Linked DNA regions of Homo sapiens: all the other regions are linked to region 2. A link is a contact called in ENCODE Hi-C or POLR2A ChIA-PET data. All regions are on one chromosome and are shown on one strand. The core of a region is the stretch at or near the end of the contact, and the rest is flanking DNA. Distances in the headings are between cores, read along the strand shown.

Evidence for each region. A loop is a pair of places that touch in the nucleus more often than their neighbours do. ChIA-PET counts read pairs that join two places held with the same protein, here RNA polymerase II (POLR2A). Pooled maps may share reads with other maps.
Region 1: a loop to region 2 is called in a map of CD8-positive, alpha-beta T cell, with 4 times the contacts of the local background. The contact joins the promoter of CCNB2 here to the promoter of RORA-AS1 in region 2. A Hi-C loop is called at or near these places in 1 of 168 maps with a recorded cell type or tissue (CD8-positive, alpha-beta T cell) and 6 of 50 pooled maps. POLR2A ChIA-PET finds 5 or more read pairs at or near these places in 1 of 52 experiments (GM12878).
Region 3: a map of B cell shows a loop between it and region 2 (20-fold over the local background). The contact joins the promoter of SLTM here to the promoter of RORA-AS1 in region 2. A Hi-C loop is called at or near these places in 3 of 168 maps with a recorded cell type or tissue (B cell, CD4-positive, alpha-beta T cell and naive thymus-derived CD4-positive, alpha-beta T cell) and 13 of 50 pooled maps.
Region 4: a loop to region 2 is called in a map of CD8-positive, alpha-beta T cell, with 4 times the contacts of the local background. The contact joins the promoter of RNF111 here to the promoter of RORA-AS1 in region 2. A Hi-C loop is called at or near these places in 2 of 168 maps with a recorded cell type or tissue (CD8-positive, alpha-beta T cell and naive thymus-derived CD4-positive, alpha-beta T cell) and 8 of 50 pooled maps.

The regions. Positions count from the first base shown.
Region 1 is chr15:59,099,473-59,107,340 of GRCh38, reverse strand. It overlaps CCNB2 (cyclin B2), which reads right to left and starts at 2,195. Exons shown (of 9, transcript NM_004701.4): 1 at 2,049-2,195; 2 at 1-19. The coding sequence starts at 2,072. RefSeq lists an enhancer at 2,383-2,672.
Region 2 is chr15:60,474,456-60,482,437 of GRCh38, reverse strand. RORA-AS1 (RORA antisense RNA 1) reads right to left here and starts at 3,260. Exons shown (of 6, transcript NR_120342.1): 1 at 3,040-3,260. ICE2 (interactor of little elongation complex ELL subunit 2) reads left to right here and starts at 3,296. Exons shown (of 16, transcript NM_024611.6): 1 at 3,296-3,435; 2 at 4,369-4,501; 3 at 6,271-6,375. The coding sequence starts at 4,461. RefSeq lists enhancers at 3,495-4,022, 4,345-4,464.
Region 3 is chr15:58,930,770-58,938,596 of GRCh38, reverse strand. It overlaps SLTM (SAFB like transcription modulator), which reads left to right and starts at 4,918. Exons shown (of 21, transcript NM_024755.4): 1 at 4,918-5,193; 2 at 6,154-6,241. The coding sequence starts at 5,032. RefSeq lists enhancers at 4,472-4,561, 4,582-4,721, 5,012-5,251 and silencers at 4,752-4,931, 5,302-5,561.
Region 4 is chr15:58,985,105-58,992,809 of GRCh38, reverse strand. RNF111 (ring finger protein 111) reads right to left here and starts at 5,147. Exons shown (of 14, transcript NM_017610.8): 1 at 4,742-5,147. RefSeq lists an enhancer at 1,201-1,700 and a silencer at 4,264-4,428.

The DNA of each region.
Region 1 (7,868 bases), core at 946-3,445, 1.4 Mb after region 2:
TCTCCAAATCACTGGACACCTGAAAAAAAAAAAAAAAAGTAATGAAACCTTGAAAGAATTTGAAATACTTTGCTAATGTTAGATACTCAAATTTAGAATTGCTTTGGGAAAGGACAATACGTCAAGATCTATTTGCAAGATGGAAAAGGTACATTTCAGGAAGTCTAAAAATGCTATTTGTGATTAATAACATCACTCTAAATTAGGCAAATCACCCATCTACTTTATCCGTAATAAAGATCCTCCCACTAACCTTGCAAAGCTATTCTGAGTATTCAAGTGGGCCTGTAAGAGAACTTCAAAGCTTATTAGTATTTAATGATTATTTCTCATATAGTACCCATATCACTTGTTAGAGATCCCTGCAAGTTAAAGGCATATATTTAAAAACCTTCCTTTACAGAGCTTGGTAAAAAGTAAATTAAGATGAAAAATAATAAAGCTATAATATTAATAGTTAATAATAGGTCTGGTTGTTTAAAAACCAGATGTTTAAAACCTAAACTAGCTTTGATTCTTATGCCATTTCACAAATAAGAAATGCTCCTGTATGCATGATCTTTTAGAACTACAGCTTTTTAAAATGAGGTTGCCATAGAATGGATTTTCTCTTATATTAAGGACATTTAGAATGGAAGTAGTTTTCTTGAGTAATATAGTTTTAGCTCCCAAACTCAGGGAAGGTTGGAATTGTATGAAATAAAAATTGTCAGTTGACCTTAACCTGCTTTAGACATAATGTGCTTGGAAATAAAACTTGCTAGGAAAAGCAACTCATACCAAAAAAAGTTTATTATAGAAGTGATAAACATTTCATTAAAAAAGAAAAAAGCAAAAAACCAGCATGTCCTATCCCTGAGAGTTCAGGGTCCCGACTCTAATAAAACTCCCAACAAGGGGTTTGAGTGGATCTACCAGGCAGAGAGAGGGGCCAGGGAAACTCAAGCCTTCCCTGAACAGAAAGGTTTTGACTATTAAATAACGTTATAGAATACATTATTATAAAAAATTACTTGTCAGTTGGACTTAGATCCACAAAAGGATATTAATTAAATGCTAAATGTATTCAATCTATTAGGATTCTCAAAAGTCACACTTCAATTTCTTCCAGCAGCAACTGCCAATCTGAAAAAGTGTTTGAAAATGTAATGCTTATGGGTAGAAGCCTGGTAATGTGACTCAATTTAAATTCATCTGGATAGGAAAATTGGCAGCTTTTATCTAACCTTATAGCCAAGATGATGGAACTCAGGTGTGTCAGGGCCCTCTAGCTTTCGGCAAAGGAAAAAAGTAGGTCCCGGTACAATTCAAGCCCACAGGAAAAATACCCAAAACACCATAACACTTTGATCTCTGCAAGGATGAAATAAATGAATTTGGACCCTTTTCTCTCAGTCTGCCACATTGGTCCAAATTATATTCAAAAACCTCTGTTACATTTGAGTAAAGAAATTAATTTTTTAAGGGGACAAACCCATTTATTAGTGAACGTAGCATGGAAGACTTAGCGTGCCGAAATAAATGGGAAACTCATACAAAAAGAAATGTGAACAATCTGAAAAACAGCCTGGCAGTTGCCTGATGAAACACGCCGTACACTTTACTGCCTACAGAACCCTTCCAGTCCTCCTCCCAGCCGCCATCACAGGTCCCTTAGTTGGCAAGGAGTTGTAAGAAAGGGGGAGGGAAATCCCAGGAACGTGGAAGTAGATAACTCTCTAGCAATGAAGAGCACTCGGGGATCGCTCGCTGAGTACTAGGCCTAGTGCTCTGGGGGCTCACTTGACAGGCGCCATCTCGGAAGCGCTTTCCTACACTTCTCCCACCCCGGGGCAGGGAGGGGTTAGGGGAGGGCGGAATCCAGACGGGGAAAGGCGGGCCGGAGAGGACCGGCCGCAGGGCCAGGGACGCGGGCGAAGCAGTGAGCTCCGGAGAAGAGAAAAGCAGCCCCGGTTGGGACGGAGAAGCTCGGAGCAGATGAGAGAAGCGACAGGGGAGCTGTGGGGCCGACGGACTCGCCTCTGAGAGCGGTCCCCGGGCACACTCACCGTCGGGCGTCGGAGCAGCGCCATGAGGGACGGGGAAGGCAAGAGTGCCAGCCCGGCCCAGGGAGGGACGCGGACTGAAAAGGGAGGACACTAGCGTACGAGGCGCCGTTAGGACTGCTCTCCGAGCCCGCAGCGCTGGGGATCTTCGACGCTGTAGCCTTGTTCCAGGATTCAAATACCGCGTCGCTTGCGCCCCATTGGGCGGCCCTGCGCACGGGTCGCTGTTCTCATTGGCCAACACAAGATGCACTCTCGCACTCTCATTGGCTGAATTTTCTTAGACACGTTTGATTGTCACAACAGCCGGTTGGGGTGTTTTTTCTGCCTACAGTCTTTTAAAAAAAAAAAAACCCCAGTCTCTGAGACAAACAAAAAGGAACTGTCTCATTGGGAAAGCAGACGTAGGACGCCTCTGAATTTTGACAAGGCCTCATCTACGAATTTCTCTCGACGTTTGTAGTGGGTGGGCGGAAGTTGGTTGGCCTTTATTCCTCTTCTGGTGTGTTGGGGTTTAAGTTGTGTTGGCCTGGGTGCAGGAACCGGCCCCTCCGGGTTGCTCAGGGATGCAGTGTGTTAGGTGGTTGAGATGCAAAAGTGTGCTTAAAAAAAGAGAGAATAATGGCGTTTACTCAAAAACCCAAATTCTCAAGTAAGGCAAAAAAAAAAAAAAAAAGATAAAAGAGATTTGTGTGACTGGTGATTCATGTAAGTTCTCCATTGTATTCCCAACACCTAGTACATCGTTTGTCGTATATGGTTGGTGCTCAATAAATGTTCGTCTAATAATCAGCCCAAGCAAAGAATTCATGTCTAAGACCCCAAAAGCAAATGCAACAAAAACAAAAATACATAAATGGGACCTAATTAAACTAAAAAGCTTCTGCACATCAAAAGAAATAATAGACAACCACAGATTAAGAGAAAATATTTGCAAACTATGCATCGGAAAAAGGCCTAGTGTCCAGAATCTAGAAGGAACTCAAATCAGCAAGAAAGAAAATAATGCCATCAAAAAATGGGCAAAGGACATGAATAGATATTTCTCAAAAGATATTCAAATGGCCAACAAATACATGAAAAAATGCTCAACATCACTGATCATCGAAGAAATGCAAGTTAATACCACAAGGAGATACCACCTTACTCCTGCAAGAATGGCCATCATTAAAAAGTCAGAAAAAAAGGCCGGGCGCAGTGGCTCACACCTGTAATCCCAGCACTTTGGGAGGCCTGTTGGGCAGATCATTTGAGCCCAGGTGTTCAAGACCAGCCTGGGCAACATGGCAAAACCCCGTCTCTACAAAAATACAAATATTAGCCGGGTGTAGTGGTGAGCACCTGTAGTCCCAGGTACTGGGAGGGGGGCGGGGGGCGGGGGGCGGGGGGCCGTGTGTTGGGGCAGGAGGATCCCTTGATCCCATGAGTCTGAGGCTGCAGTGAGCCATGATTGTGCCACAGTACTCCAGCCTGGGCAACACATTGAAACCCTGTCTAAAAAAGAAAAAAAACCTCAAAAAACAATAGTCAAAAAACAGTGTAGGCGTGGATGTGGGGAAAAGGGAATGCTTAAACACTGCTGGTAGGAATGTACAACTTCTATGGAAAAAAGTATGGTGATTCCTTAAAGAACAAAAAGTAGTTCTACCATTTGGTCCAGCAATTCCACTACTGGGTATCTACCCAAAGGAAAAGAAGTCATTATATGAAGAAGACACTTGCACATGTATGTTTACAGCAGCACAATTCACAATTGCCAACCTAAGTGCCCATCGACCGAGTGGGTACAGAAAATGTGGTATATATACACCATGGAATACTACTCAGCAATAAAAAGGAACAAAATAATGTCTTTTGCAGCAACCTGGATGGAGCTAGAGGCCATTATTCTAAGTGAAGTAACTCAGGAGTGGAAAACCAAAAACCGTATGTTTTCACTTGTAAGTGGGAGCTAAGCTGTGAATATACAAAGGCAAACACAGTGATATAATGGAATTTAGAGACTCAGAAGAGGGAGGGTGGAAGGGGAGACAGGGATAGAAACCTACATATTAGATAAAATATACACTACCTAGGTGATGGGCACACTAAAATCTCAGAATTCACCACTATATAATTCACCCACATCACAGAAAGCCACTTATATCCCAAAAGCTACTGAAATAAAATTTAAGTGTATTAATTAAAAAATATTCATCTAATAAATGATCTTATGATGTATGTAAGATTTAAGAATGAAAAACAAGGTGTGACACCAGTCTTGAGCAGAAGAGTGGGAGGATTAGCACAGTCCAAAGAGAACAGTATTAATGTTGCCCTTGTAAAAAGAAGCAGGTGAAGATCAAGACAGAAAAAGAAACAGGAAAGGAAAAAGTGAGATTAATGGGAAAAGAGAAGGAAAAGAGGAAAGGAGTGATCTAACACCCATGATATCAGGTTCCATTAAGAATCTGAAGGCCTGGCATGGTGGCTCACACCTGTAATCCCAGCACTTTGGGATGCTGAGGCAGGTGGATCACTTGAGGTCAGGAGTTCAAGATCAGCCTAGCCAACATGGTAAAAACCAGTCTCTATTAAAAATACAAAAATTAGCTGGGCGTGGTGGTGCAGGCCTCTAATCCCAGCTACTCGGTAGGCTGAGGCAGGAGAATCGCTTGAACCTGGAAGACAGAGGTTGCAGTGAGCCGAGTTCGCACCACTGCATTCCAGCCTGGGCAACAGAGTGAGACTCTGTCTCAAAAATAAATAAATAAAAATTTGACCGAGCTTTCCCATCATTCTTAAATGGTTCTGTTACTTGGGGACGAATAATCAGTGTGGTTGGACGAGACTTATGTAAAGTTAAATTCCTAAATTGCCTCAATCCCTATTGGTTGGAGGGCATCTGACAGTTCTGAACTTGTTTCCTCTTAGGTGAAACAGGAATAATTGCAGCTACTATGTGAAAAGATGTTAGCCTATCCATAATCATCCCATAACTAAAAACTAGGTATCCTATGGAAAAGTCTTGGAAAAGAAAAATAGATGTTTTAGTGCACTGAAGTTGTAAAATATTTTTGCTTTATGTTGATATGTTATCAAAAGATACAACCATAAAAGTGACAATGCTTGCTTACTCATAGGGCTTTTTTATGAACGGTAAAGGTGCTTTCTTATTTATTTATTTTTGTCGGGGTCTTGCTCTGTTGCTCAGGCTGGAGTGCAGTGGTGCAGTCACGGCTTACTGCAGCCTCGAACTCCTGGTCTCACACCATTCTCCTGCCTCAGCCTCATGAGTAGCTGGGACTACAAGTATATGCCACCACTCCCAGCTAATTTTTAAAAATTTTTGTAGAGACAGGGTCTCACTGTGTTGCCTAGGCTGGGCATAGTGCTTTTATTAACCGACTTGACATTGTCAAAATTGAGTAATTGAATCTGTATTAACACGTTTTATTTTATTTTTTATTTTTTGAGAAGGCGTCTTGCTCTGTTGCCCAGGCTGGAGTGCAATGGTGCAATCATGGCTCACTGAAGCCTTGACCAGCCAGGTTCAAGTGATTCTCCCACCTCAGCCTCCTGAGGATCTAGGACCACAGGAGTGAGCCACCTCACCGAGCTAATTTTTTTATTTGTAGAGAGGAGGTCTTGCTATGTTGCCAGGTTGGTCTCAAACTCCTGAGCTCAAGAGATCCTCCGGCTTTGGCCTCCCAAAGTGCTGAGATTACAGGTGTTAAAAATGAAGATAATATTTCTTATTTTGTACTTCTCACTGTAACTAACCTAAAACCTTACACACAAACTTCTTGTTTTGAGACAGGGTCTCCCTCTGTCACCCAGGCTGGAATGCAGCAGTGTGATCACAGCTCACTGCAGCCTCAATCCCCCGGGCTCAAGTGATCCTCCTACCTCAGCCACCCGAGTAGCTGGGACTACTCGGCTGGCTGATTTTTAAATGGTTTGTACAGATGGGGGTCTCACTATGTTGCCTAGGCTGATCCCGAACTCCTGGGCTCAAGTGATCCTCCTGCCTCAGCCTCCCAAAGTGCTGGAATGAACCACCATGCCCAGCCCATCCATAAATTTCTTTTTTTCAAATATCACCCTAGGAGGCCTGGCATGGTGGCTCATGCCTGTAATCCCAGCACCTTGGGAGGCCAAGGCGGGTGGATCACCAGGTCAGGAGATGGAGACCATCCTGGCTAACACAGTGAAACCCCTTCTCTACTAAAAATACAAAAAAAAAAAAAAAAAAATTAGCCAGGCATGGTGGCGTGTGCCCGTAGTCCCAGCTACTTGGGAGGCTGAGTGGCGGACGTTGCAGTGAGCCAAGATCACGCCACTGCACTTCAGCCTGGGTGACAGAGTGAGACTCTGTCTCAAAAAAATAATAATAATAATAAATCAATCACACTGGGAAACGGAAAGTTCTTTCACTGCTGATTCCTCTGAGAATATAAATCATTTTGCACATGCGCTTCTCTATATGCAAAGCTTTGGTTTGGGGGGAGAAGTAAATGCGTTCAGAAAGCTTGTGCTAGGTATTCTAACAAAACAATGGGGCTTGTTTTACCTCACTGTGGTGGATGAAAGAGTGCCCCCCTTTTTTTTTTTTTTTTTTTTTTTGCAGTGCCTTCTGTGAACAGGTGTAATCTATTTTCTCTCTCCTTAAATTTGGGCTAGCCTTGTTATTTACTTTAACCAACAGAATGTGAAAGAAGAGATGCTGTTCCAGTAACAGGATTGGGTCTTAGGAAGCAGTTTATTTCTCCCTTGGAGTCCTGCGTCACCACCATAGAGACCCAAGCTATTCCTTTCTAGAGATGACATTGAGAGAAATGCCCAGCGCATTATCACCTGTCCTAACCATCCCAGCTAACGCGTCAGATATGCAAGGTGAGGCCACGTGGACACTGTCTCAGTAGAACTTGCAGCTGAATGTAGCCACATGAGGAAACGTCATACCACAGTGAAAGATGAGCTATGCCTGCCCAGCACCGCCCAAATCACGCAACTGTGAGCAAATAAATGTGTTTTATAAACCACTCAATTTGGGGGTGGTTTGTTACAAAACAGGTAACAAATACACTTACCTGGGGGCATTCCAAGTCGTTGCACCAAATAAGCTTTTCGTTTGCTGGAATAGTCTTATCATCTTGGTTTCACAGGGGGATCACAGTTTAAGAAAACATAGCACAGTATCTGTGATTTCTGATCATTTGTAAACTGAATTCTCAATGATGTTATCCTGGTAGATTTTTCATATGGGAAATTTGAGTTGCCTTCGTCATTTCAAAGAGATATTTTGGCATTTGGTTATCTCCTGCAGGTAAAAGAAATCATCTGGTGCTGAACTATGGATCAGATGTAATTCAAAGCCTTAGGAAGCACTGAGGCCAGTCTGATAGAATGTTTACCACCATCACTTGAGTTCAGGAGTTTGAGACCAGCCTGGCCAACATGGTGAAACCCCGTCTTTACTAAAAACTACAAAAAATTAGCTGGGTGTGGTGGCAGGCACGAGTAATCCCAGCTACTCGGGAGGCTGAGACAGGAGAATCGCTTGAACCCGGGAGACAGAGGTTGCAGTGAGCTGAGATTGCACCCCTGCACTCAAAAAAAAAAAAAAAGAATTTTTGCCCACAGAAGTTTACATGTTTGAAGCTGGGTCTTGATATACGGGATAAGAGTGTTTTCACAATTTGTACACAAATCCTTGGCTACACCTTTCTTCAAATGGTGGAACCTAGTTCACCACCTCGAGTATAGCCTGCCCTTAGTTACCCTCATTTCTAAGAAATAGAATGTGGCAGAAAGGACAAAGTGTAACTTCTGAGACTAGAT
Region 2 (7,982 bases), core at 2,011-4,510:
TATATTTATTGTATTTTATGTTACTCCGCTGGGGCTGCTATGACAATTCCATAGCCTGGGAGGCTTAAACAAGAGACATTTATTTTCTTACAGTTCTGGAGGCTTGGAAGTCCAGATCCAGCTGCCAGCCAATTTGGTTCCTGGTGAGAACTCTGTTTCTAGCTTGCAGATGGCTACCTTTTTGCTGTGTCTTCACTTGGGGGAGAGAATGAGCTGTGGTTTCTCTTCTTCTGACAAGGGCATGAACTCCATCATTGGGGCTGCACCCTTGTGTCTTAATCTAAACCTACTTACCTCCTAAAGATACCACCTCCAAATACCATTAGGATTCCTTGTAGTAAACAAAAATTATAGGAGGCCATTAGGCTCCTATAATATGACATATGAATTACATATTCATATAAGATATGAATTTTGGGAAGATGCACAATGCACACGTTGGCAAGAATTATGAGACCTGAGTTTTAGTATCAGTTTTATCATTGATCATGTGATGTTGGAAAAGTCACTTGACAATCTTGAAACGAGCCCATTTCCTTGTAAGGAAAACAAGAGGGTTGGACTAGATAATCTCCAAATCGTGTTCTGATTCTAAAAATTCTGATTCTGTGTGCTATCTTGCAACCATTGAAACTCAGATATACCAGTTCAGAGCATACTGTTTGGTGATGATCTGAAATCTCAACACAGAGCTGTATGGTAATGCTACCATATCACACTACCATGGGCAGGTACCTCCCAGCAGCATGAGCTCTTAAACAATTAGAGCAGTTCCTTCAGGCCAGGTCAGGTGTCCCCAACTCTTCCTGACTGCATGCTTTGTGAGACAGTACCCAACACATGAACTTTTACGCTGCCTTTGTCCTACACAAGCCATCCACATCACTTACCTAATAAGAAATACTATCTGCAGCCAGGCATGGTGGCTCACGCCTGTAATCCCAGCATTTTGGGAGGCCGAGGTGGGCGGATCACGAGATCAGGAGTTCAAGACCAGCCTAACCAACATGGTGAAACCCTGTCTCTACTAAAAATACAAAAATTAGCCGGGCGTGGTGGTATGCACCTGTTATCCCAGCTACTCAGGAGGCTGAGGCAGGAGAATCGCTTGAACCCGAGAGGCAGAGGTTGCAGTGAGCCAAGATCGCCCCACTATACTCCAGCCTGGGCGACAGAGGGAGACTCCATCTCAAAAAAAAAAAAAAAAAGAAAAGAAAAGAAAAAAGAAAAAGAAAAAAAGAAATGCTATCTGCACAGTGCCAGGCATTGTAGTGGTTGATTTTTTTAAGCATTCACAAACACTGTCTCCTAACTGGCCTCCTCCCTTCAATGAATTCCGTAGGTTGCCAGGTGAACTTTCCTGAAGCACAGCCAGCCAGTTCTGATTGTGTCATTATGTAAGCTTTTTTGTTTGTTTGTTTCCTAGCATTTTATTTCTTATGCAATAAAGTCAAACTTCCTTAGTCTGGCTTATAAAATCTTACGTGTTCTAGCTTCAACCAGTTTTTCCAACCCCTTTTCCTCTACTACTCTTCAGAGACCTTGCATTCCAGGCAAAATAAACTACCTATGGTTTCCTGTAGCATATTTTTTACATTAACATAATTTCTAACAATATTCTAAATCAGTCTAAAATGTCAGCCAGGGGTAGTGGCTCACACCTGTAATCCCAGCACTTAGGGAGGCCAAGGTGGGCAGATCACTTGAGGTCAAGAGTTAAAGATCACCCTGGCAAACCCCATCTCTACTAAAAAAAAAATACAAAAATTAGCCAAGTGTGGTGGCATGCACTTGTAGTCCCAGCTACTAGGGAGACTGACGCAGGAGAATCGCTTGAACCCAGGTGGCAGAAGTTGCAGTGAGCTGAGATCACACCACTGCACTCCAGTCTGGGAGACTCTGTCTTAAAATAAAATGTAGAACATGCTTCCCTAATAGCACACACTAGATTCTGTTTATGCAATAAGTTTATGCAGTTCCTTGTATTAAAAAAAATTATAGGAGGCCATTGTTTAGAACTTCTGCACTAGACCCCAAGAGACCAGACTAAAATAAAAATGGTATCACTCAGGCTCACCACACCGAAACTGAGTTATGTGGCCCTCCAAGAAATCAGGAGACAGAGGTAACAGGCCAGTTTCAATTTTCAATCAGCAAGATAATGAATTTCCTCTGTTTTAGTCCCTACAGCAAAGAGTAACTTGAAGTAACCTGATGTTAACCAATCAGTTATCTTTCTATTGTACTGTCTGTCTCCACCTTACCAGGAAAGTAACTTTGAAATGATCAATCTGCTTTTTGTTCTTTGTTTCTACTTTCTACAGACCTTTTTTCTGTCCGTAATGCCAACCTCCTCTGTTCCACTCATTGGGACACTCATTCCATTTTATGGAATGAAGTGTTGCCTGATTCCAGAATCGCAATAAGGCCAACTGAGATCTTTAGATGTGTCAAATTTTTGTCTTTTGACACTTGTGCTGGTCTGTCTAGAACGCCCTTTCTCTTCATTCCACATACCCACATTCTTCAAATGAGCTCACACGGCAGGTGCTCAGTGCAGCAACTGACATGTAAGTACTCAATACTATTCAAAACTGCGTTTTGTCCCTCACACTAGCTATTCCTCTCCCTCTAACCTCAATCTATACACCTTTCTTATGTAGTTTATTACTTTCTATTGTATTTAATGTAAATGTCTTAGATTGCCAGAGATCCAAAGCACTGGAAAAATCAGTATTCAGTCTTAGTCCATGTGTACCCAGCACCAAGCACAAAGTACTCTGTTTACGGTCAATAAATCTTTCCGTAATGGATGAGAACAAAACTAGTGTTTGAACTCACAGCTAAAACTGGATGGGGAGTGGAGCGGAGGTGAAGGAGCACTTAATGAGGCCCTACTATGTGCCAGGTACTGTGCAGAGCACAGCTTCTTCCTTTGTTTCATTTAATCCTTTCCAAAAAACCGTATGATGCAGCAGTAACAATTTCATCTCCATTTTACATATGAGGAGTTTGGGTTACGGAAGTCAGGAAACTTGCCTGAGGTCACAACCAAGTATGTTTGGGTCTTTCCAGTACCGCACTTGTCGCTTGTCCGCCTTCCAATTTATCACTCCCCTCCTCTCCCCGACGAAGGTCGAGGACTTTCTAGGAAAACACGCAGTCTCCAACCACTTCCGCCTGGCGAGCCCAGTCTCGCACTTCGCTGCCAGAACCACAGCGAGCGCTTGTGGCGGGAGGAAAGGAGGGGAGCAGCCGTCAAGACGCAAGGCCCCGCCCACTATGTCGCTGAGACGTCATCACGCAGGGCCGAGTCGGCGCGGCCACATCCTTTAAATATGGTCTTTTTTGGGCGCGCGCGACAATGTGAGGAGTGGGGTGGAGCGTGTGTGGTGTGTGGCTGCGGCCTGGGCAAGAGCCGCCGCGGACCATGAGGTGGGCGGAAAGGCTGTGTTGCAGCCCAGACGCGGACGGGAGGGCGCTGCCGGGCCAGCGGGCGTGCTCATGCAGGGGCGGGAGGAGGGAACATGGCGGCCGGGCCAGGACCCTTTGCTCCTGGCTCTGCGCGGCTCCTACCCCTGCTTTGCTTGCCCTTTTACCTGCTTTTCTGGAACCTTGTTTCCCCTCTCTTTGCGTCCCCTTTCCCTCAGCCGTTTCTTTTGCCTTCCTCGACTATTCCCCCCCAGCTCCACACTGGGTCGAAGTGTGAGAGGTAGATTAAGTGGGAGCCGGTCGGGCCCGTTCGGTGTCGAGAGACCGACTCCTAAATTTGATTAGGTTCTCGCAGGTCACTTTATCAGTCTGCCTGGGGTCACAGGAGAAGTACTGAACATGAGAGATCAAGCCTGATTTGTAGTCCTGATGATGTCTGTAAGTGATCTTGTGAAATGTCACTTAAGTTGACCTCAAGTCTTCTCAAATGTGAGGTTCTTTGTGAAAGGCCTAAGATTCCTGATATCGAGGTAGCTTTTGTCATAAAGTGCCTGCCAGAATCTGCCCCATAACAAAGCATGGTCGGGAAAACAAAAGATTTATTTTGGCAGTAAGGGAATGGAAAACTGAGTTGACTTCCCGTTCCATGCCATCAAGTGGCCTAGTATGTAAGCAATGAGAACACCGTTCTGTTTCAGCTCTTATTTCCATAGTGAGTGTCCTGAGAGTAACACTCCCGGCGTAGATTAAATGGAAAAGGGCTCGTCCTGTATCGTCATTGCTGCTCTGCTACAAAGAACCTTGGGTCTGCTGTATTCTGTTTTAGGTGCCACAGTCTGTTGAGGGTAGATGTTTAGGGAGAGATTCTTCCTCACCTAATAGCACCTGGCCTAGCCAATCACTTGCTTTTGATCTTGGCCTTTTGTTTTTACTCAGCTGAGTAAGTTCTGGAGGGATCCTGCCTCTTGGAGCCTTCGCAGCCAGGCAGCTGTGAACTGTGAGCTAGAGTGAAGCAGAAATCTAGGAAGATGAGCTCCAAGATGGTCATAAGTGAACCAGGACTGAATTGGTGAGTTGTAGCCACTTTGTAATCCACTGAAGAGGAGTGTAGTGGGGCTGATGGTTGACATAAGAAAATAGATTTCTGGCATAGAGAGATTTGGAGGAAACAGAAAATACAAGTTTAGGGTCTCAGAATTTACCCTATCCTCATCTTCACATACGGAATGCTAGAGTTATGGCTGACTGTACTTCCACTCCTATAGTGGAACAACACAGTTCAGCACTCAAATTATTTTTAGGTATAATTCCCTCAGGTATTTATTGTTGGTCTCCTGTGAAGGAGAGATACTGGAATTTTCTTGAGTCCAAGAACCTTGGCCCATTTCCATACAAGTAATAAAAAAGACCCTCTTTAAGAATAGACATGCTTTTTGTTATATTGAAATCTATATCAAATGATATAAATGCATAGACTGTATTTTAAAAGTGTATGAGAACTTTGCAAATAGAGAACCTGGTTAAATAATATAGTGGTTTTGTAGCCATCTAGCTAATACATGTGCTGCTTTAGTTCATTTTAACACACATTTACTAAGCCAGCCAAGGAGGATCAAATGTTATAAATGGTTACAAAGAGTATTAAAATAGTACCTGACTCAGACTATTAAGTCAGTATGTTCATTGAGTATTTGTTTATTGCTAACAACACTCCCATCCCCAGGGAGCTCACAATCCCTGAGACCCTTTACTTTGTTTTTATATGATGTGCAGAAACTTAAGAATTTATTGAGATGTCACAGATACAATACCACGACAAGGTAATAAGAAACTATACTGATGCATAGCAAATAAGACTTTCTAATTTTACCATTAATACCTTAATATAGTTTTTTGGATAAATGCCTTTAAGAACAGTTTAAAAAGGAGAAGAGTATGGAGCAAATATGCTAGAATTTCCTATCTGGGCACTAGGACACCCAGAAGTTACCATTTGATTAGGTAAGAGGTATGCACATTTGCATTCCTTGCCAGTGCTATAAAGTATGCATTCAGATGTAGCACAGATGCTCTTGTATACCACCGGCATTGTGGAACTAGTTGTGGTTTAGAACCTTTGCACAATATTGTAGCCCTTGGAATTATCCTTTTCCACGGAATTTTACTGACCTTTGTCCTCCCTAGTAACGTTAATGGATTCAGTGTTTTCAAGTTTTTAATTCCTTCATTCAAACAGCATTTTTGGATGCCTAACTATATGGAAAGCATTGAATATAATATGTTAGTCTCTAAATTAATTATGGTGTTATGAAAAATCATATCACCTTTGAGGTGGTTTTAGCAAACCAGTTATCCCATTTGCCAAAGTAAACAAAATAGCTAGGCTATTTAGTCTTTGTAGTGTCTTTTGGCTCAGCACAGTAGTGCATGAAACAAAAATAAGTTGAGAAGTGTTTTCAGCAACCAAGTATCTTAATGTTATGTCCTAGAGCCAGAAGTGAGGCCAGCCTTTGACAGACCCTTGATTATACTTCAGTCTTTTCTATCTTTAACTTTCCAGTCTCTGTGACATTTATTTAATTGTGTACTACAGAAAATGTAGAGCTGATTATTGGAGCTGGAGAATTCCATAATGGGCCTGGGTTTAAAGCTATCCAAGAAGTAACACTTCTAAGCCCACAGATCTGGTATATGAAATTAAACATAGTAAGAAGAGATTGTCTGGGGATGGGGGGGTAAGAAGGTATGAAATTGTAAGTTACAATTGTGCCATTATGTGTCATAGTCTAGCATGAGATTTTGAATTGTCAAATGTAAGTAAATTACTTTGTTTCACAGGGATATTTCCCCCAAAAATGGCCTTAAGACATTTTTCTCTCGAGAAAATTATAAAGATCATTCCATGGCTCCAAGTTTAAAAGAACTACGTGTTTTATCCAACAGGTAATATGTTTATTTGGTTATTTATTTCCATATTTGATGGTCGTTTTTCTGATAGTTGAAGTTTTATGTGTATCTCTAGTATTAAACATTCAAATTATAGAAATGTTTAAAGTAAAACAACTTTTAACACTGGTATTTATCTTTTCAGACCTTCATTCCTTTCTCCACACATGAACTGCAAAACAATTTTATAGTATTTTATAATACTATGCTAAACTATCCCAATATTTTTATAATACTGTACCAATATAGTATAATACTATGGAAACATTTATACCAATAAATGTTTTAGTATGGTACCAATATTATACTAATAATTGTTTAGTATAGTACTAAGCAGTATACTGTTTATAACGTGTACACGCACACATACATATACAGGTATATAATACAAAATGGGATCATACTAAAAATATACTATAAAACTGTTTTGCAATTATCTGTCATTTAAAGTGATATTTTGAATATCTTTTCATGCCCCAGCATTTAGTTCAATCTTAATGGTTGCATATTACCTCACTATATAGCCTATAGATGTACTTTTAATTCATTTAACTAGTCTTGTGTTGCAAAACGTTGTGTTCCCTTTTCTTCTTTTTTTTTGGTAATTAAAAACAATATATTGGTGAATTTTTATAGTTATTTCTGTAAGATATACTCACAGAAATTGAATTGTTTGGTCAGACAATATGTACAGTTTATATTTTAATAGATATTGCCAAATTGCTAAAGGTTTTTTTCCTCTCTGATATTTAATGACTATTAAGTGATAATTTTTACTTCTTACTGCCAACTTGCCTGTAGTAGCTCTTCTTTGCTTTTTGATCGACTATTTCTACTCTGTTGTTGATGAATCCGGAAACCAAGTAATTGAGTTTACTAGAAAAATGTATAAATACACCAAATGAGGAATTAGGAAACTCCCCCAGGGAAGCTCAACATTTACTTTCTTCGTTTCTCCTTTTACAGTGGAGGAAACGTATCTCCCCATCTTTTCCTGCTTTCTCAGTTATCTTTTCTGTCCGTTGTCCCCTCTTACTCCTCTATCTTTGTTCTTTCCCATTTTCAGTCATCTTGATTACTTTTTCGTTTTTGTTTTGTTTTTGAAGAGACATGGTCTTGCTGTGTTGCCCCGGTTGATCTTGAACTCCTGGCTTCAAGTGATTCTCCAACTTGGCCTCCCAAAGTGCTGGGGTTACAGCCAGGAGCCACTCTGCCTGGCCAACTTAATCAGTATTTGAACATGCTCAAGTTTTCCTGTTTTAAATAATCCCTGGACTCCACATATTCTCCTAATTACTTTCTTACCTTTTCTCTCATTTATACTTAGACTTCTTTAAAGACTTACATATGCTCACTGGGAAGAAATAAGGAACAAAAAAGCTGTAAGACATACAGAAAACAGTAGTAGTAAGTCCTTCCCTATCAATAACTTAAATGTAAATTAATTAAACTCCCCAATCAAAGGATGGATTGGCAGAATGGATTTAAAAACAGGACTAACAACTTTCCATTTACTGCACATCCTACTACACTTGCTGGGATTACAGGCATGAGCCACCATGCACGGCCTATAGCTGTATTGTATTCTATAGTTGGGTGTATAT
Region 3 (7,827 bases), core at 3,669-6,168, 1.5 Mb after region 2:
AGGTGGATCATGAGGTCAGGAGATCAAGACCATTCTGGCTAACAAGGTGAAACCCCATCTCTACTAAAAATATAAAAATTATCTGGGCGTGGTGGCGGGCACCTCTAGTCCCAACTACTCGGGAGGCTGAGGCAGGAGAATGGCATGAGCCCGGGAGGCGGAGCTTGCAGTGAGCCGAGATTGTGCCACTCCCCTCCAGCCTGGGCAAGAGAGCAAGACTCTGTCTCAAAAAAAGAAAAAAGAAAAGTAAACATTCAGCCAGGCGCAGTGGCTCATGCCTATAATCCCAGCACTTTGAGAGGCTGAGGCTAGGAGATCATGAGATCACGAGATCAAGAGATAGAGACCATCCTGGCCAACACGGTGAAACCCTGTCTCTACTAAAAATACAAAAATTAGCTGGGCATGGTGGCATACACCTGCAGTCCCAGCTACTCAGGAGGCTGAGGCAGGAGAATCGCTTGAACCTGGAAGGCGGAGGTTGCAGTCAGCTAAGATCACACCACTGCACTCCAGTGGCAAGACTCCATCTCAAAAAAAAAAAAAAAAAGTAAACATTTATCTTATATTTGCTCCTATGAAGGCAATCTAATGTTTTTCTCTGCCTCCTTTAAGATTTTCTCTTTGATCTTCTTCTGTAGTTTCACTATGATGTGTCTTGCATGATTTTAAAATGTATCCTACTTGGGCTTTGTTGAACTTCTTGAATCTATGGATCGATATGTTTCTTAAATTTTAGAAAATTTTCATCTATGATCTCTTCAGAGATTGGTTTGACCCCATTCTCTTTTCTTTCTGAAATTTCAACTACAATTATTTTGGATTTCTCTCTGAATTCTGTCTGTCCCTCACTGTCTGTGCTGGATATCTCCAATTTCTCCCTTCTCCAATCCTCTATTCTGTGTCCTAAGAGGCAGATATTTATTTATTTATTTATGTTTTAGATGGAGTCTTGCTCTGTTGCCTAGGCTGGAGTGCAGTGGTGCAATCTCAACTCATCGCAACCTCTGCCACCCGGTTCAAGCGATTCTCCTGCCTCAGCCTCCTGAGTAGCTGGAACTACAGGCGCCTGTCACCATGCTTGGCTACTTTTGGTATTTTTAGTAGAGACGGGGTTTCACCATGTTGGCCAGGCTGGTCTCGAACTCCTGACGTCAGGTGATCCTCCCGCCTCGGCCTCCCAAAGAGCTGGGATTACAGGCGTGAGCCACCGTGCCTGGCCTAGACACTGTAATTTAAAAAATATTTGTAAAAGCAACTTGTGAACATAGGTAATTTGTTGTATGTCCCTTCAAGGATAATTTACATTTGCTTCTGCTAGGTAGCAGTGGCATTAATATGACACCGTTAGGTCTTACAACATGACTTCATGTCATTAGCATGACATCAAGATGGCTGCAGTCTTTGCAAGGCTTTCCTTACTCTAAGTTCATGTTTTCTTCTAGAGAGCAGTCCTTTAGTGTCTCAAAAGTAAGTCTGGGGCCAGGCACGGTGGCTCATGCCTGTAATCCCAACACTTTGGGAGGCCGAGGCAGGCAGAGTACTCGAGGTCAGGAGTTCGAGAACAGCGAGGTCAGGAGCATAAGACCAGCCTGGCCACCATGGTGAAACCTCGTCTCTACAAAAATACAAAAATTTAGCTGGGCACGGTGGCGCATGACTGTAATCCCATCTGCTCAGGAGGCTGAGGCAGGATAATCACTTGAAGCCGGGAGGTGGAGGTTGCAGTGAGCTGAGATTGGGCCACGACACTCCAGCCTGAGTGACAGAGCAAGGCTCCGTCTCAAAAAAAACAAAGTAAACAAAAATACCCCAAAAAACAACAACAAAAAAACTAAGTTTGGGATGGCAAATCAGGCCCCCTTCCTTTGGCAGACTCGGCTCCACCTTTTATCCCTTAAATCACCCAAAAGTGGTGCTCAAATCTCACCTGTCTTTCAGCATTAGCAAACAGCTTCTTTTATTCCAAATGGTGGTCTCATCTCTCTAGATTTCAGCCTTCTCTCAAATTTTGGCCCAGTAATTTCTCATTACCTTGTTATTTCTTTTATGGTTTTTATGTTTTAAAAAGTTTCAAAATGTAGGCCGGGCGCAGAGGCTGACGCCTGTAATCCCAGCGCTTTGGGAGGCCGAGACGGGCGGATCATGAGGTCAGGAGATCGAGACCATCCTGGCTAACACGGTGAAACCCTATCTCTACTAAAAATGCAAAAAAATTAGCCAGGCATAGTGGCAGGTGCCTGTAGTCCCAGCTACTCGGGAGGCTGAGGCAGGAGAATGGCGTGAACCCGGGAGGCGGAGCTTGCAGTGAGCCGAGATTGTGCCAATGCACTCCAGCCTGGGCGACTGAGTGAGACTCCATCTCAAAAAAAAAAAAAGTTTCAAAGTGTTTTGTCAAACATCTTCATTATCTTCAGAGAGACATCTATATGATTTATCTCCCCATCACTATTTAATATAACCTATGTGCTTTTCATTAAGATAAGTACACAATAATGTAACTATTGTCAAAAGGAAATAGCTGAGTCAAATGAAGATGTTTCAAGGTAGGAAAGGTTTAAAAGCCTGTTCGGGCTAGGTGTGATGGCTCACGTCTGTAATCCCAGCACTTTGGGAGGCTGAAGCAGGAGGATAGTGTAAGACCAGGAATTTGAGACCAGCCTGGGCAACATAGTGAGACCCTGTCTCTACAAAAAAAAAAAAAAAAAAAAGAAAAGAAAAGAAAAATTAGCTGGGTGTGCTGGCATGCTACTTGAGAGGCTGAGGGGGAAGGATCACTTGAGCCCAGGAGTTTGAGACCAGACTGGGCAACAACGTGGTGAAACCCTGTCTCTACAAAAAATACAAAAATTAGCCAGGCATAGTGGCAGGCGCCTGTAGTCTAGCTATTCAGGAGGCTGAGGTGGGAGGATCACTTGAGCCTGGGAGGTTGAGGCTGCAGTGAGCCATGATCACGCCACTGCACTCCAGTCTGGGTGACACAGTGAGACCCTGTCAAAAGAATAAAAATAAAAACAAAAACAAAAAAAAGAGAGAGTGTAACTGTAAGTTCCCAGATAAATCTCTTAAAATCTTGAGGGCTGGGCCAGAAGATTTTTTTTTCTTTTTTTCTTTTTGAGACGGAGTCTAGCTCTGTTGCCCAGGCTGGAGTGCAATGGCGTGATCTCAGCTCACTACAACCTCCGCCTCCTGGGTTCAAGCGATTCTTCTGCCCCAGCCTCCCAAGTAGCTGGGATTACAGGTATGCACCACCATGCCCGGCTAATTTTTTGTATTTTTAGTAGAGATGGGGATTCACCATGTTGGCCAGGCTGGTCTTGAACTTCTGACCTCTAGTGATCCACCCACCTCAGCCTCCCAAAGTGCAGGGATTACAGGCATGAGCCACAGCACCCAGACTTTTTTTTTTTTTTTGAGACAGGATCTTGCTCTGTTGCCCAGGGTGGAGTGCAGCGGCCGGATCTCACTGCAACCCCTGCCTTCCGGGTTCAGGTGATTCTCCTGCCTCAGTCTCCCGAGTAGCGGGGATTACAGGTGCTCACCACCACACCCGGCTAATTTTTGTATTTTTTGTAGAGACGGGGTTTCTACTAAACCCTGTATCTTGGCCAGTTTGGTCTTGAACTCCTGACCTCAAGTGATGGGCCAGAAGATTTCTAAGGAGTCTTGCATTCTAAACTTCTATTATTGTGAATCCAATGTTGTAGCAGAGACAGAGCTGGATTTGGAATCAGGAGCCTGGGATTTGAGCACAGCTCGGCCACATACCAGCTGTGTGAACATGGGCAAGTCATTTAATCTCTCTAAGCCTCACGGAGATTTACTTGACAGACTTGGGAAGGATTAAGGGGGTTACTGTACGTCAAAGTGCCTTATAAACTGTAAAGAACTACCCTAATGTCAGGTATTCTTTTATAATGTCCAGTCTTCCTTTTTTTTGAGCCAATCAGAAAAAGTAACCTAAAGTGAGTCAGATCTCAGGAATTTAAGTTGTAAAACCAGGAAATACAGTATAGTTAATTGTGCATCATAATCACCTTATGGAATTTATAGAATCGTTTTATTTTATCAATGCTTGCACTTTGATAATGAATAATACAAGGTAAAATTACAAATAGGTACTCACTTGTACAGGCCGATCCTCCATAAGAAGATGCTCACTGTTCTTGGAATCCCAAATTTTGGGGGGCAAAATAGTGAACACAGTATATGATAACGGCAACAAGTACTTATAAGCTAGTTTTCTCTTTCATTGAACAATTTCGTGTTGAGCCATCAGGTCTACCGGGGAGGATAGCAAACCTGAGGCCAACAAGAAAGAAGTTTTCCTGTTTTTCAAGTGAGGAAGGGCAGCCCTAGAATAACCTAAGCTGCCATGGGCAGGGCGATGATGTTTTCTCCTGAGACAGCCAATGAGCCATGTGTCAAAGGCCAGCCCTTCCTATTCTTTGGACTAACAGCCCTAGAACTGCTTTGAGGTCTTTTGAATGGAACTCGGGGAACCTAGTTCGTTGGTGCACACCGGCGACAATTTTTCGATTATTCAGCAGAACTGATAAAGTATTTCCTTGAGAGGTTCAGCGCGCGCACGCGCCCCCTCGGTTTGTGTTGAGTAACGCGCGCACTATGTCATTCAGTGCCCGCACATCGTTGTTGCTCAAGACTCAAGACGTTGCAAGAAAATGGCTAACGAAGCGACGAGAGAACGGCGGCGCGGCGGACGTTGCTGCGGTAGGACGTGCCCGACCTCCCAGTCCACACAAGGGAGCGCACCGCCCAAGTGGCCGCGGCCCGCTCGACCGAGCGCGCCGCTGCCGGTCCCTGCGCCAACGCGCACGCGCGGCCGTCATCCGGGTGCTGGCGGCTGCTGCTGCAGGTTGCGCTAGGGTGGCGGACCGGGGGAGGGGCCAGCGGCTCATTGTGCGCAGCGCTGCGCGGCGCCGGCGGCCGCCGAGGCCTGGGTGGAAGTTGGCGCTGCTGCCGCCGCCCTGCAGCCCACTCGCTGCCTCGGCAGCGCGCTGCTCTTCTAAGATGGCTGCCGCTACCGGTGCGGTGGCAGCCTCGGCCGCCTCGGGTCAGGCGGAAGGTAAAAAGATCACCGATCTGCGGGTCATCGATCTGAAGTCCGAGCTGAAGCGGCGGAACTTAGACATCACCGGAGTCAAGACCGTGCTCATCTCCCGACTCAAGCAGGTGAGGCCCGGCGAGGACCGGAAAGGACCGGGAAGGGGAACTTAGGCCGCGCCTCGGCGCCCCGCTTCCGCCGCAGCCTCCGGCTGCCCGCAGCCGCTGGGACCTGCGGAACGGCATGGTAGGGAGGCCAGGGGCGGCTCCCGCGAGCGTGGAGGACGGGGACCCTTCCGCGGTGCCCCCGCCCCGCGCCCCGGGCCGGGCCGGGCCTGCGAGGGACCGGCCACCGCAGCCCAGCGTGCCTCCGCCTCCCCGGGACGTCCCCGCCAGGCTGCGAGGGTTGCGGCCGGCCGGCGCGGCCTCCCAAGGGCGATCGCGGAGACCTGGGAGGCGCTGGCTCCCCAGCCTTTAGCCATGGTGAGCGTGTGCATTTCTTGGCCTCAGAGGGAATGGTTACTTTGGTGACTTCTGCGAAGTTACCGTTTAATTGTGCCCAACCGTTTCTTCCCCATCTTGAGGGGGAATTGGTAGTGGGAGTTGATGGGTGGGTGACAGAGTTTTTGTTTTCCACTAGGCTTTTAGTTTTTGCATCAGCGCAATAATTACTTTTTCTTTCCTGATTAGCTTTCTGGTTTGAGTGAGCGTTGGAATTGTAGCAGAGGAGCAGTAAGTTTGCATTACAGAAACTAGGAAAACTCTTTTTAGTTATTTACTTTAGTAGCTAGCAACTTTTCTGCAATAGAACATATTTGGATTTTTGGCCAGTATGATGTGATATTTAATTATCTTGACACGGTAGAATTTAAAACTCCTTGCGATTTTGATACCTAATGATTTTTTTCCCCTGAAAGTTTCTCTCACTCTTTCGTGTAGTTTAATTGCTCATTTTTGAAGTCGGTTGATGAAATGACTGGCAATTCTAATGTCTTGAGGCTTGAGGTTTGCTAAATTTTTTTTCATTTCGTTTTTATAAAATAAGTTTAGATAGATTGTGTAGCATATTAACTTCTCTTTCTAATGTAGGCTATTGAAGAGGAAGGAGGCGATCCAGATAATATTGAATTAACTGTTTCAACTGATACTCCAAACAAGAAACCAACTAAAGGCAAAGGTTGTTACGAGTTATGAACATGTTTTAAAATATATTTTGGTTATATAACTTGCCTCTGCTCTTGTGCCTCTTGCCCTGTTTATATAGTGCTACTCTTTGCTATTTCCCTCTGGCAGTCTGCCTTCTTGGGTCAAGGAAGAAAAGTTACTGTTGCCAGGCTTTGGGTGACTTGTAGCCCTTAAGATTCGGCTGAAGCTGATTAGAAAGTGAGAACAGTTCTTTATTGCTTCCGGAAAAAATTACAAAGTCAAGTTGTGTAATGATGCTTCATAGTGTGAAGACCTGAATAAAATACAGTTTAACACATGTCTACCTTGCCCCACAATTGGCAGAGTTTTGATGGAATTCCTACCAAATCTTTTACCTTGCCTCCTTGCTGTTTTCTTTAGTATATTAAAATTCTATAACCTTTATGTTTAGTACTTTGTTTGACTTGGTGAACTTAATTTGCATTTATGCCATTATACCTCCTAATTTTTAGTGAAATTCAAAAAGACCTCACCAATCATACTAACAAGGTAGAGGGAAAAATCCATGATTAATTAGCTTAAAAAAGTTTTAAATTATAGGGATGTTAAAGATTCTTATTTTTAACTTTTAAGCTAGAGCAAAATATATTTATTTCTAGGATATAATGATTTAGTGACTAGCTAAAAGTGGTTTTAAATGAACGTTTTGCAGTATGAATGGAACTTAGGTATTTTTTAAAGCTTCTTGGTAAATGAAACCTTTATTTGAATAACTGCAAATTTCTCCCTCCTATAAGGACAGTGGCAGAGGGTGGACATGATATATCTGGATTCTGGTCTTTACCTACAATTTTCATGCAGAGTTTGTCATGAACAGCTGCTGCATTTTTTGTAATCTAATTTTCTTTACTGCTTTAAGTGATCCAAGTGTTACTCCCAACCACTGAATGATTGCAACTAAAATAAAATGAATGGATTAATATTGAAAAGGGAATATTAAATTTTGATCTTAAGCACACCTGGGTATCAGAGATGAGGACAACTCACTATTTTAAGTCTTCCTAGGTTAGGAGAGTCCCCTGTTTGTGCCAAAGGAAATTGAAAAGGGCTAATAAGCATTCCCTGGGAGAGGTGGGGATGTAGTTTAGAGAAGTAAAAAAGTTATCTTAAAGGTAGCTTTTAAGATAACTCTGACTCAGTGTATCACTTTGAGAGATACATTTTCTGTATTTAAAGAAGCTTGTCATGAGAAGACTGCCAACAAACCAGAGGCTATTTCAAAATGGAAAACGATAGAAATTCAGAAATAAGTATATCAGGAATTAACCATGTGTCTTGCAGTAGTTTTGATTCATATCTTTTACCTAGCATGCTGTGCTAGTTTGACAGGTACTGTGTATTAATCATAGTCCCAGGTTGTTTGAGTTGACTATTATTTTAGCATTGAAAATAAACATGATTTATTCCTTTCTCACCTACTTTTAATTTCTCTGTATATCCCTTTTTCAGTTTTGACTAGGAACATCATTTATCTCTTATTATTAGAAATAATTTCAGCAATATAAAATTTTAAGGGTTTTTTCAATACATTTTATGACAGGTATATATATCTATATA
Region 4 (7,705 bases), core at 3,898-6,397, 1.5 Mb after region 2:
CTGGCTTTGTCACCGAGGCTGGAATGCAGTGGCACAATCTCGGCTCATTGCAACCTCTGCCTCCCGGGCTCAAGCCATCCTCTCACCTCAGCCTCCCGAGTAGCTGGGACTACAGGCATGTGCCATTATGCCTGTCTAATTTTTGTATTTTTTTGGTACAGCCAGAATTTCGTCACATTGCCCAGCCTAGTCTCAAACTCCTGGGCTCAAGCAATCCACCTTCCTCAGCCTCCCAAGGTGCTATGATTACAGGCATGAGCCACTGGGCCCAGCCAAAAAAATATATTTTAAAATATGAACAATTTTCAAACCTCACAAAAGCAGAGAACAATATTATTAATACCCATGTACCCATCACCCCAACCCAACAATTATCCAGATTGTGCCAGACCTGCTTCATCTATCTTATCTCCCTCCACCACATTTTTTGGTTTTTATCTGGTATCTGTTTAAAATAACAGACATTGCTGGGCACGGTGGCCCACGTCTGTAATCCCAGCACTTTGGGAGGCCGAGACGGGCGAATCACCTGAGATCACGAGTTCAAGACCAGCCTGGCTAACATGGTGAAAAACCGTTTCTACTAAAAATACAAAAAGTTAGCAGGCGTGGTGGCGCGCTCCTGTAATCCCAGCTACTCAGGAGACTGACGCAGAAGAATTGCTTGAACCCGGGAGGTGGAGGCTTCAGTGAGCTGAGATCACACCACTGCACTCCAGCTTGGGCAACGAGGGAAACTCCATCTCAAAATAAAATAAAATAAAATAAAATACCAGACATTTGCAAGTTTTCTCCCTCATTCCTCAGTCTCTATCACTAATAAAAAGTGGTCATTTTCTTACATAAACATAATGCCATTATCATCCCTAACAAAGTTACAATAACTCCTTGATATCATCTAATACCCATCCATATTCAGATTTCCCCCAATGTTTCAAAAATGACTTTCTACAATTGGTTTGAGTCAGGGTTTAAACAACACCAACATATTGTATTTGGTTACTACACATAAAATAATTTTAATCTGTCTACATCATCTGACAGCAAATATGAAAAGCTTAACAGACAAACCAAATAATTAATTTACATTTGTAGATTCTCTAGAATCAAACCTCACCTAATGCATTTGCCGCCCCTGCTATCTGTAGCAGTCTTCCTCCAAATCGTCACTATGGCTGATTTTTTCTAGTCATTGAAGTCACAGGTCAAATTACCACCTCTAAAAAGGCCCTCCCTAACCACTCAATCTACAGTAAAACCACTTCCATCCATGCCGTATCACATGGTCCTATTTTCCTCATGGCACTTACCACTACCTGAAACCATTCTGTTTATTATGTTCCCACACACAGAACAGAATGTCAGCTCCATGAAGGCAGAGTGCCTTCACTGAAGACCAGTGACTGTGCCTAGAACATGAGACATTCAATAAATGTATCTACGTAATAATGCAGTACCGCTCTTTAAAATGTAAGCTCAGCTAAGTATTTGGAGGCTTTTTTGTTGTTTTGTTTTTTTTCAAGATGGAGTCTTGCTCTGTCACCCAGGCTGGAGTGCAGATCTCAGCTCAGTGGAACCTCCACCTCCCGGGTTCAAGCAATTCTGCCTTACCCTCTTGAGCAGCCAGGATTACAGGCGCATGCCACCACCATGCCCAGCTAATTTTTGTATTTTTTTTTTAGTACAGACGGGGTTTCACCATGTTGGCCTGGCTGCTCTCGAACCCGACCTCATGATCTACCCGCCTCGGCTTCCCAAAGTGCTGGGATTACAGGTATGAGCAAGCGCACCCAGCCTCAGCTAAGTATTTGTCTTTAAATATTTGTAATTCACTCCTCATGTAATGATATAAATTGAGTACCTGTAGAAACCTGGGCCAGCTGTTACCAAGAATCTGTAGGATGTAGGAAAGAAACAAACAGAGGTATAAGACATTCAAATGTAATTGTGGACTTTTACTGAACAATAATTACAGGTTTCTGAAAGAAAAACAAATTATTCCAGATGATTTTTAAAATGTTACCAGGAGTAATAAAAAATTTCATTTTTAGTACCATCTGAAAGCTATTAAAGCTTCAGTAATTAATATCTACAATGGGACAACAATAGCAATAATATGTGGAACAACAATCATAGTTTTTTTGTTTGTTTGTTTTGAGAAACAGTCTCGCTCTGTCGCCCAAGCTGGAGTGCAGTGAGTGGCACGATCTCCGCTTACTGCAACCTCCGCCTCCGAGGTTCAAGCCATTCTCCTGCCTCAGCTTCCCAGGCAGCTGGGACTACAGGCGCACACCACTAAGCTCGGCTAATTTTTTGTATTTTCAGTAGAGATGGGGTTTCACCATTTTGGCCAGACTGGTCACCTCAAGTGATTCGCCCGCCTTGGCCTCCCAAAGTGCTGGGATTACAGGGGTGAGCCACCACGCCTGGCCCACAGCTTCATGACAGGTTTTACACATACACATTTCATGAGGGAATTGATGCTTTTTGTACAGCATTTCTTTCTGGGGATTCAATTACGACAAACACAACAATGAATACCAAAAACCTAACTAGATATACAAACCATTAAATTTGGGACCTAAAGAAAACGAAAGTTATCTATTCTACAATTCTCATTTAAACAGAGAGACCTGAAGCCCAAGGAGGGTTAACAATAAACTCGGAGATCTAATGTATAGCAAGCAAAGATAGATCTAAAATCTAGATCTCCTGTCCTTAGCCCTATATTATTTCATAAGATAACGTTACCCATAGAACGGTAATGTCAAGTTATAACATATTTTAACTGCTATCATTTTTCAGATGGTCTCTTTTATTTCCTACTGAAGTCTTGGCCCAAAAGGGGAGAAAAAGTCAAAAGAAGGGCACATAAGTATGCCTCAAGTAAAGCATGATACAGAAACCTCTCTTTAAACTATAACAAAAAAAAAAAGAAGGAAACATCTAAAAATCTAAATGGTTTGATTCAATTAGTTTCCTTTATATTTTTTATTTTAAAGTAAAATAACTAGGAGTATCTGCTAAATGACTGCACCTTAGCTTTATACAAGCAAGGTGCTTTTCTCTTAAACATCACAACAGCTCTCTCTCAATAATCTGTAGAAATGGAGTACCAAAGTGAAATTCGTTAAGATGTAACCTCTGCTGTAATGCATTTTTCACCAAAATGAAGTCACTTTGTTTATACCTTTCTTTAAAAACCAGTTCTATGTCTGGTGAAATAACTAGCAAACAAGTGGCCAACAGACACCAAACAAAAGTTAAGAAGTGACAGAAGGATCTGCACATGATATAGCACCCGTGATAAACAAGGAGACTCATTCTTCCTACTTTTTCCTAAAATATTATTTAGATTTATAAACACCCTCACCAATTCTTAGAATACTGTTGTGAATCTTTGGTCACAAACAAATGAGCAGGAGAGAGATGATAAAGTCATTTGTCCAAGGTTAAATGGCAAGAAAGTGTCCAAAATAAGATAAATCAAGGCTTTAGAAACAATCAATTTAAAATGATTGTAAAAGTAAAAGGGCTTCCTTCTTATCCATCTGTTTCACCTCACAAATATAACCAGACTAGGGTGAAACAATGTGGCTTATACTGACATGAAGATTTTTACAAAAATACATATAGTAATAAACTATCAAAAGATGTATCTTTACTGTAATAAAGCTAAGTCCAGCGTTACAGAAGTTGTGTATGGTAATCTCAAAATCACATTCAAGCATTTACAACCATCACACACACACACAACAAAAATGGGAAAGGAAATGGAACCTTAGCTTATGTTTTTCCCAGTTTGTTCTTTTTAGTTCAAGAGGCCCCTAAAACAAGAAAATTATAGATAAAATACCAAATGAAATAAAGTTTAGATTAAGTCACATTCAAAAGCTACAGGAAATCCTACAAAACGTAGTCTATGTCAGCTGGCATCTTACCATTCAAGAGAATTCTAAATTAATGCCGCACATAAATCAAGAAACAGGAAAGCTTACAACAACACAATGGAGTCACCCCACAACACACACACGAACAAATTAAATGAATACCTCATACTTTCTGGTATTTTTTGAATAATCAAAACTTAGGTTGAGAAATACCCATCTGTAAAGATCTATCTACTATAACCTATTTAAGAACTGTTGTAACAAATCTATTTCTGCTGCACTGAACAGATATTCCCACTATAGCACTGACACTGACTCTGATAAATTATCGAAGGACAATAGTAAAAACATCAGTTTCTTTTTAAATGACCAACAAGCCAACTCCATACAAAATCTGACGCGTCTGTATTTCAGCTGTTCCGCGGACTACGTTTCCTTGATCACAGCAGCAGCAGGCGACTCCCTAGCCGTCAGGGCTGACTTAGCGCCCTCCAACTCCCCGGGTCCGGGTTACCTTCATCACTCCATTGTCAAATCGCACTCCCACGCCTCGGTCCTCAGCCCCCATCCTGAGACTCTAGGGAGAGTCGGAAGTGGGAGAGAAATCCCCTCACCCACACTCCCTCACTGTAGGCTGTGGGTGTGTCGGTAGACGAATGCCTTGCCCAAACACAAATCGTCTGCGGAGACCCAGACCCTAAGTCACCACCGAGCCAGAGATAACCGGCCGGTCACCGACCCCAGCCTTCCGCGGCCGCAGCCCTTCCTCTTTCTCCCCTCCAGGCCGGCCCCTCCCCCGTTGCGCGCACGCGCGGCCTCCAATGGATCCCCTCCCCCCCCGTTCCCCTCACCTTAATCATTAGCCACCCTCTTCTCTTCCAGGGTCCGGGAATCACTGACCCAGGAAGGAAGACAGAAATGTAAGGCGTAAAGAGTAATGCGTCGAGAGCCAGCGATCTGCGCCTCAGACGTCGGCCTAATAGGCCCCTAGAGTCAAGAACAGTGTCTGTCACCGCCACCAAAACTGTACGTGCGGCAGCGCCTGGACTCGGCCCAGCTAAGCCGGCGTGGGTTCAGAATGCCTAATTTGGTCCCACAAGAACTCCTTCTCTGAAGCTGCGGGCGTTTCTACGCTGCGCAAACCGAACACCTCCTCGCCGTCGCCGCCACTGCCGCTGCTCCCCTACAGCCGCCGCCGCCGCTTCGCCGCCGCCGCCGCCTAACCAATTCCTCCCCTACCGAGGAGAGCACGACACTAGGGCTCTTTACGACAGTTCGGAAAGTGAGAGCGCAGTAGCCTTCACGCCTCCATTAACATCTGTTTGTTTCTGCGCTTGCTCGATTCCCGTTTCTCACCGTCCCGCCCCCTCGGTCCCGGCCCTCCCCCTTTGTACTGGTTTTATCAGTCTGTTGGCGAACTGAAAGGTGTCACAAAGCTCATTATTTAATTTTCTTTGGTGATTATGCGTTCAACATTTAAGCCAAATCTTGACTACATCTTGGTTCATTTTTTCGTAACTAAAAATTAACCAACTACAGAATTGATACATTTACAGATATACGTAAACAAAAACATCATGGGTTAGTGTCTTTCACAACAAATGATACCCATATCATATGCGCTAATGACATAAAGATCACGGCACCTCACTGTTAAAGTGAATTTGCTTCCGGAATCAGATCAAAAGTGGTCACATATCTCCTGCGAACTCGGGCTGTACAATCGCATAAGCCTCCTTGTTTATTTTATAAAAGTCAGTAGATAACAAATGCGTCATTATATGCATTAGGAGGATAGAGAGAGGATGAGCTTCAGAGTCCATCAGGCAGACTTCCTTTCAAAGTCCAGTGGTGCCACTTAAGAGTTCTCTGATTGATGAGATCCTTATAAATCTTAGTTTCCTCCTCTATAAATTGGGATAACGTATTTACCTCAAAAGGTTCTTGTTAGATTAAATGAGACAATTTATATAATGCTCTGAACATTACTTGCCAATTAAGTGTTCACTAAACATTAATTCCCTCCCTTTGCCATCAACTCATCTTTTTCAATACTTTTTTTGTTCACTCATATTTTCCGTATCATTCAGTAAGCAAATGATTTTGGCCGGGCACGGTGGCTCACGCCTGTAATCCCAGCACTTTGGGAGGCCTAGGCGGGTGGACTACCTGAGATCAGGAGTTCAAGACCAGCCTGGCCAACATGGTGAAACTCCTTCTCCACTAAAAATACAAAAACTAGCTGGGCGTGGTGGCGGACGCCTGTAATCCCAGCTACTCGGCAGGCTGAGGCAGGAGAATCGCTTGAGCCAGGGTGGCCGAGGTTGCAGTGAGCCATGATCAAGCCATTGCACCCCAGCCCGGGTGACAGGGAGACTCCGTCTCCAAGAAAAAAAAAAAAAAGGCTGGGCGCGGTGGCTCACGCCTGTAATCCCAGCACTTTTGGAGGCCAAGGCGGGCGGATCATGAGGTCAGGAGATGGAGACCATCCTGGCTAACACGGTGAAACGCTGTCTCTACTAAAAATACAAAAAATTAGCCGGGCGTAGTGGCGGGCGCCTGTAACCCCAGCTACTCGGGAGGCTGACACAGGAGAATTGCTAGGACCCGGGAGGCAGAGGTTGTAGTGAGTGCGAGATTGTGCCACTGCACTCCAGCCTGGGCGACAGAGTGAGATTCCGTCTCAAAACAAACAAACAAACAAACAAACAAAACACACACACACACACACACACAAATGATTTTAAAATTACAATAATGATCAAGGATAGCAGATTGTGTGGGAAAACTAAAAGAGCATTCGACTAGGATTTTCCTCAATCCTCCTATTTTCTCACTCTTAAACATAGAATTTTGCCCGGACTATCTTATCTTCTCCCTTGATTTTAACTGTTACTATCTCATGACTTCTCAAACCTGTATTTCCAGCTCTAACCTTTTTTCTGAAGCTTTTGACCTGTGTTCTTCAATTAGGTAGACACCAGCCATATGTGGCTGCTGAGCACTTAAAATGTGGCTAGACTCCCTCCTCTTCTCCCTCTCCCCTCCCCTTTTCCTTTTCCGTCTCCCTAAAAAAATAAATAAATAAAAATAATTGAGAAGTGCTTTAAGTGAAAAATACACATCGAATTTCAAAGGTACAATACAAAAAAAGACTGAAAAATCTCAGTACTTTTTAATATTTATTATATGTTGAAATAATATTTTGGATATATTGGGTTAAATCAGTGGTTCTGAAGCTGGGATGATTTAGCAACATCCGGAGACATTGCTGTTTGTTACAACTCAGGGAGGAGGGGCGTGGCTACTGGCATCTATCCACTAGGATAGAGGCTAGGGATGCTGGCCTCTCCACAACAAAGAATTCTTTGGCCGAAAATGTTAATAATGCAGTTGAGAAACCCCAGATGAAATAAAAGGGTGAGGGCTTCAACCCTGTTGGGATGCTGAAGGAAAAGAGTCAGTAGAAAAAAGGAGTGGAAAGATAAAGAAAATAAAGGGATGCGCAATGGAGAAAAATACCTATGGAGCCAGAGGAAATGAGATTTAAAGCTCAGATGGAAATTTAGCCTTGGATAGGAGAAGGGATGGCCTTTCCACTGAAACAGGTGAGAAGGAAGAAGACTGCAGTTTAGGTATGTTAGCTTCAGGGGGCAAATTGAGGGCTTGTTCACTGAATGACCTTGACTTCCTTATGAAACATGAGGTAGGGCCATCTATAAACATATGAGCTTTGGAAAATGCTGGGCGGAGAGTGACTAGAAGAGATTTTAAAAATCAGAATAGTCACTACCATAATGGCAGAAGGGCAACAA